2 separate regions of the Homo sapiens genome follow, and region 2 is linked to region 1. The links are chromatin loops, found by intact Hi-C in ENCODE. Cell type or tissue: GM12878. All regions are shown on one strand. Each heading gives the region's core, and the rest is flanking DNA. Links, peaks and the distances in the headings are about the cores only. Region 1 has its middle 110 kb from the start of CXCL13. Region 2 overlaps LOC105377296 (a long non-coding RNA gene).

Region 1 (2,809 bases), core at 96-2,595:
TATACGAGCTGATCATGTTCCCCTGCAGGGCCTGGAGGACATTCTTTTTACCAAGGCAATAATGAATGTGCTGGTGACGGGACACCAGCATTGACAACAAGCTGTCCTCTGTGAGCTGGAACTGACAGTAGGAGATGTCATTATGGAATTGTGCTTTCTGAAAGAAATGTGGGTAATGATATCCCAGAAAAGCAGGGACCAAGAACCTTCAGAACAAGGTGGGCATAATGACCACGATGGGGAGTGAGGTCAGGTGACTCAGGGAGGCCTGACCCCTAGCGACTATGGAGATTGCTTAAAAAAAAAAATACGTGGTGTTTCTATGGGCAAGGGAGGACAAACACTGGATGCTCCTTAATATAGATAATAAAGAACAATCAGGAACACATGGGTAAAAATTTGATATCGGCTACCCCAGTAGGAAATCAGGATCTCTTTGCCACTCTTTTCATCATTTAATATTTTGGGGTCACTTGTACCCTGGTTAACTTAGGAGTTGGGTTTGTCTCCCCAAATAATAAGGGTTTTTTCCCTTGTATCAGGAATATGCAGTTGCTCCCAGATGAGCCCTCTTATGTTTCAATGGGTCCACATGCCAACAAGTGGGTCCTTTCCAGGTTGCCTTGGTGCTGCCAATCAACTTTCCTTTGTAGACTTTCCTACTCTATGAAACTAATTCTAATTATCCAATAGGTTAGAGGCACATTTGCTTATCTGCTGTTCTCCATAAGTCTTTGTGCATATAGACAATGCTTAGGGTGAAAATATATGGGGTAGAGACCATGGCTATGGAATATAAATGAAATCTTTAGTATTTAGTGATTTAAGCAAGGTTCCTTGTAGAAACTTTCAGTCTGACTGCATTACATCTGTTTTTTGGTGTTTAACATGTGTTCTTTTTGATGAGGATGTGGCCCCTGTGATTGGGGAAGGGGTGGCAATTATTGACGCACAAGGATGACTGTACAACCAGCAGTTGACAGACCATCATCTGAGCAGACTTGTATAATCCAAAATTTAGGGTCATTCCCTTTGTTTTTCTTACCAGAAAGTGAATTAGGCTTCCTGCTAACTGGTACCTTCAAGAGTCCCATTCCTGCTGGCAGACAGAAGGCATCCAAGGTCTGATTCAGCACATTTGTGGTCAGGACTTTGAATTAAATTAAGAACCTCCTTTTGAAATGGGGGTTAGAGGGGACTTCCAAATGCCTTGAAGTTGCTCAGTCTCCTAAGCTGATTATACTGTCCTCCCAAATATGTAAAAGAGGAACTAGGTTCATGCAAAAAGAGTGGGATTCCCCTTTTGGCTCATTGTGGATTTTTAAGTCTTTATTCTAAACATAATATCCTTTCTTCCCCAATTCTCCTCCTGTCTTAATCCTTCCTGCCTTTTTCCTCTTTTAAAATAAACAATGCAAGATTGCACTTATGGGCCTATCTCTGTCAAATAGTTAGATGACCCAAAACCATCCTGGTGTGGACAGTATCTTTCACTCATGTCCTTACCACTTGGTGTATTAGAAACAAGCTAAGGTGAAGGGTGAGAACATCCTAGAGTCCTGCTAGAAGTGCTCCATAGTCCTACAGAACTTGTTTTTGATAGATACTCTCAAAGAAGACTCTATTTCTGGCCAGTGGACTAGTCAGAAAACCACACTGAGAACCACAGAGAACAGTGCCCTTAGGCACTGTTGGCCTGAGGGCAGTTCAAGCTCTGACTCAACCATCTCCTCTTTTAAACAAGGATTCTGAGATCCTTGACCATAAATATAAAATGAAAGCTTAAGAAACATAGGTACCTTCATCCTGAGAGGGCTCAAAGAGTTTTCCTGAAGAAAGCCGCCTAGCTCCTGGAAAAGCTGAAAACTTGGCAGTAGATTTCCCTCTGCAAAGCTGTCTTGCAGGCTGCAAGCTTGTGTGTACTTGGATCTTCCTGTTGTGGCCCTGCTGACCTCTAGATCAAACAGATGTATGCCCAAACAAAAAGTCCCCAGCCACTCATTTCTAGGACATCATCCTCACCCAGAGGCTTCCGAGCACAACTGATCCAGGACATTGAGTAAGGACTTTTGTACCCTTCCCCAACACCCCTCCCCATGCCAACAAGTCCAATCTTTGGAAGAGAATTCTGTATACCCACACCAACAGGCTGCTCTGTAAGGTCCTTAGACTTTTAACCAAGTTGAGCCCCTATCTATATCACAAATATTTGCAAGTGTTTCTGTCTGGTTTTATGCCTCCAAAATTCCTGCAAAGAGGCCTACTTAATGATTTAGGAAGAGTTTTCTTTTCTTTTCTTTTTTTTGAGACAGAATCTCACTCTGTCGCCCAGCCTGGAGTGCAGTGGCACGATCTCGGTTCACTGCAAGGTCCACCTTCCAGATTCATGCCATTCTCCTGCCTCAGCCTCCCGAGTAGCTGGGACCACAGGCACCCGCCACCACACCTGGCTAGTTTTTTTGTATTTTTAGTAGAGACAGGGTTTCGTCATGTTGGCCAGGATGGTCTCGATCTCCCGACCTCGTGATCTGTCCTCCTTGGCTGCCCGAATTGCTGGGATTACAGGCGTGGGCCACCGCGCCCAGCCCAGGAAGAGCTTTCTCACAAGACAAAGTTTCCAAGCTGACACTTGGCCTGAAGAAGACTGCACGTTCAGTACTCACCGTCCAGTTCTATTCCCCCAGTCCCAAGGCATTCACTTGCTAAAAGAGTGACTATTTGCTAAAGTGAGAGTCTTCCCCTTTGATCTATTATATGAACATTTGTCCTCCAATTTCTGGATAATTACTAACATACATATTGAGCTCAG
Region 2 (2,809 bases), core at 299-2,798, 94 kb after region 1:
TCTCTTGAAGAATATTTTCTTAGAACTAGACTTTTGTGGTAAAACACCTGGTTATCTATGCTTTGGGTACTTCAAAATATTTGAGAAGCTATAATAGGCCCCAAAGCAGCTGAGTGATCATCTTTCTGCTTCCATAGGGCACGCGGCAGGCCTCATCATGAGGGATGAAATCTACACTTGCTGGTTCTCCTGTGGACTTGGAATTTACCATCACAAAGATAATTCAGACCTAGCACTTCCCAGAGGTTGAGCCCCAGTACATTGATTGAGGAACTGTCAAAACAGGCTTGCAAAAATATAGTATATTTTGAGTGTTTACATTTAATAAATTAACACTTGTGAAACACTATAAACAATGCAACATAATTGTGTGATGACTTGTAAAAATTAATTCAGGCTGTGCAGTTTTATAATGGGGTAATTGTATAGTTGCATGAGAAAAAAGTCCTTTTCACATTTATCCTGAATCTCAGTGACCATATGCATAACCTCGTTTGAAGTTAAGGTGAAAGTCTAAATTTGACATATTTTGTGAATAAGAGGCCTGGACCAATGCCATCCTAGATAAGCTACTTGTTCTCCCTGTTCTCAAAGGGACACAATGAAATCACATGTAAAAAATATTTTTGAGTAACAAGATAATTGAATTTGGTGAGAGAGTGCTGTTCTTAAAATCGGTATGTTGGCAGGATGGTTCTTTCCATCTTTGCTGAAGTTTGCTATATCTCCGGTCCTAACGTTTTTGAGCAAAGTTTACTGCATATCTCTTGCCAGGTCAGCTGAATATGAACTTAAAGGGACCTAACAAAACAGGCAGTATGCATCGATGATTTAGAATTCCACTGTGCCCACGAGGACAAGTAAGAGCAAGCGCCTTGGGCAAAGGACATGGGTATTACCTCCATAACATGCTGTGCTAGGCTGCATATTCAGGACAGGATCTCTGACAGTGGAGAAATAACGACTTTCTGATGGACTGCTAGGGTGCCAGCATGGATTTTCCTGGCTTCAGTGGAATAACTCATTTTTCCATCTGTAAATAGAGTACTGAGACATTATCTTCATATATGCTTGATGTTAGTCAGGGGCACTTCGGGGTACAATTTTGAAGCTCTAGGGAAATTTTATAGCAAAGGTTAAAGTCCAGAGAGGAAAAGAGTCTAGATAGCAATTGAAAATTGGGCACAAATGAAGTATAGTTTGACCCCCACATCTCCTGCCTACAAACTGCAGACCCAGCTGCAGTAGGTGGTAGTGAAATAAGGGAAGTTCTAGGGGGGACTCCGTCCTCTTCAGCAAGTGACAGATGGTGTGAAACCACACGGTAGCTTGGCAGTATGGGGCGGCTGCTGCTTAGTCACTCCTAACTCAGGAACCTAGTATTGAAACTTGAACAGCCTTCCCTGTCTGGCTATAATGCAGCCCAGACATCCCTTGTCAACAAGTTAGTCAACAGTGCTCTGAACAATATCCGGTAAGTCTGATGTCTTACTTGCCGAACCAGTCAAAACAAGAAAAGTGGGCTCTGTTGGAACATTCCCTTTGGTTAACTGAAGATCTCTAGTTTCATTTCTCCCCACCACCATCCCCTTTGTTCATTCACTTGTGCATTCAGTCAGCAGAGGAGCCAGGGGGATATGACGAACTTTCACTGGTTATATACTATGTGCTGGTTACAGTTTAAGGAATACGAAGCTGTAAGGTTTGCTCTCTTTCTGCAGGAAGCTCACAGTCCAGCTAAGGAGACACGTGCAAAAATAAACAATGGTGATCCTTAGGGGTAGATACAATACTGGAGGTGGTACTTGGTACAATGGTGGCTCATAGGAGGGAGAGACAGAATTGCTTAATTGGATCCTTCACAAAAACTGATATTCATCATGATTCAACTTCCACTGTATGCCAGGTACAGTACCAAATATTTTACCTGTTTTATCTCATTTAATTCTCCATTGACTACCATTTCAAAGATTATTAAAACAAAGCTCCAGGAAAACAAGTAACATACCCAAGGCCATGAAACTAGTAAGAGGAAGAGCCAGGATTCAAGTCGAAGTCAGTCTGTCTTTTCAGTTCTCTGATGCTCCTCACCGAGTAATCCGTTGCAAGGATAACGAGCGTGAAACTGTCTGGTACGTTACCCTGCGAAGCAGGGTCATATAAGGGAATGGCGGCCATGGGGGCTGGCTTGAGCCAGAAACAACTCCTGCTCCTGGCTGCAGAGGGAACTGGATGGGGAGGCAGCCCTCACAAGTGACCAGCACTTGTCACTACCCTGTCCTTGCCTGCTTCTTTCAAGGGATGCAGGTTCCCACCTACTCAGCCTCATCCACACTCTTGAAGGGTGCTGATGTAGGGCACCAGTATCCATGGCCAAGGGGATTTTGATCTGGCTTCCTTTGCATATCTTGAATTTTTTTCTTTTCTGACCCTACAAAGGATTAAAAAAGGAAATGCCTCTTTCATTAAATATTATGACACCTACCTGAATTTTCCTGGAGGGCCATCCCCCCGTTCTCACCATTTAGTCTTCTTAGAAAAAGTTCTAGTGAACAATCAAATGTGATTGAGAATTTGGGTACATACTTTCTACCATTTCTTAACCCCATTACTGCCCCTGAGGCATAAGATAAACTATGACTAGAAAGAGTGGCCACGGTTGGGGTAGGCGGGGAAGTTGATTGGTCCTGACCCCCAGGGATTCAGGTGTGACACCTGTCCACCTTTGAGGATCACTATTCTGGCAGTTCAGTGTCATTGCTGCCTTCATATCTGTGTCAGCTTAGTTGTTCCTCTTTGTAGCACATCA

Evidence for each region. Peaks named below come from ENCODE experiments on the same cell type or tissue, not always from the same donor. Only the 100,000 strongest peaks of a DNase experiment are listed, where the experiment ranks them.
Region 2: it touches region 1 in a loop (4-fold over the local background); 1 of 110 quality-filtered maps calls a loop at or near these places.

The regions. Positions count from the first base shown.
Region 1 is chr4:77,492,366-77,495,174 of GRCh38, forward strand. No RefSeq gene overlaps it. Among named protein-coding and RNA genes, the nearest start is that of CXCL13, 110 kb to the right of the region's middle. In GM12878, for the core only: no CTCF peak of the experiment used is centred there; DNase peaks (open chromatin) are centred at 1,126 and 1,626; H3K27ac peaks cover 870 bases.
Region 2 is chr4:77,585,693-77,588,501 of GRCh38, forward strand. LOC105377296 (a long non-coding RNA gene) reads right to left here. Exons shown (of 7, transcript XR_938912.3): 4 at 2,009-2,809; 5 at 900-1,033. It also overlaps a transcript of CXCL13 not described here. Among named protein-coding and RNA genes, the nearest start is that of CXCL13, 19 kb to the right of the region's middle. In GM12878, for the core only: no CTCF peak of the experiment used is centred there; a DNase peak (open chromatin) is centred at 1,539.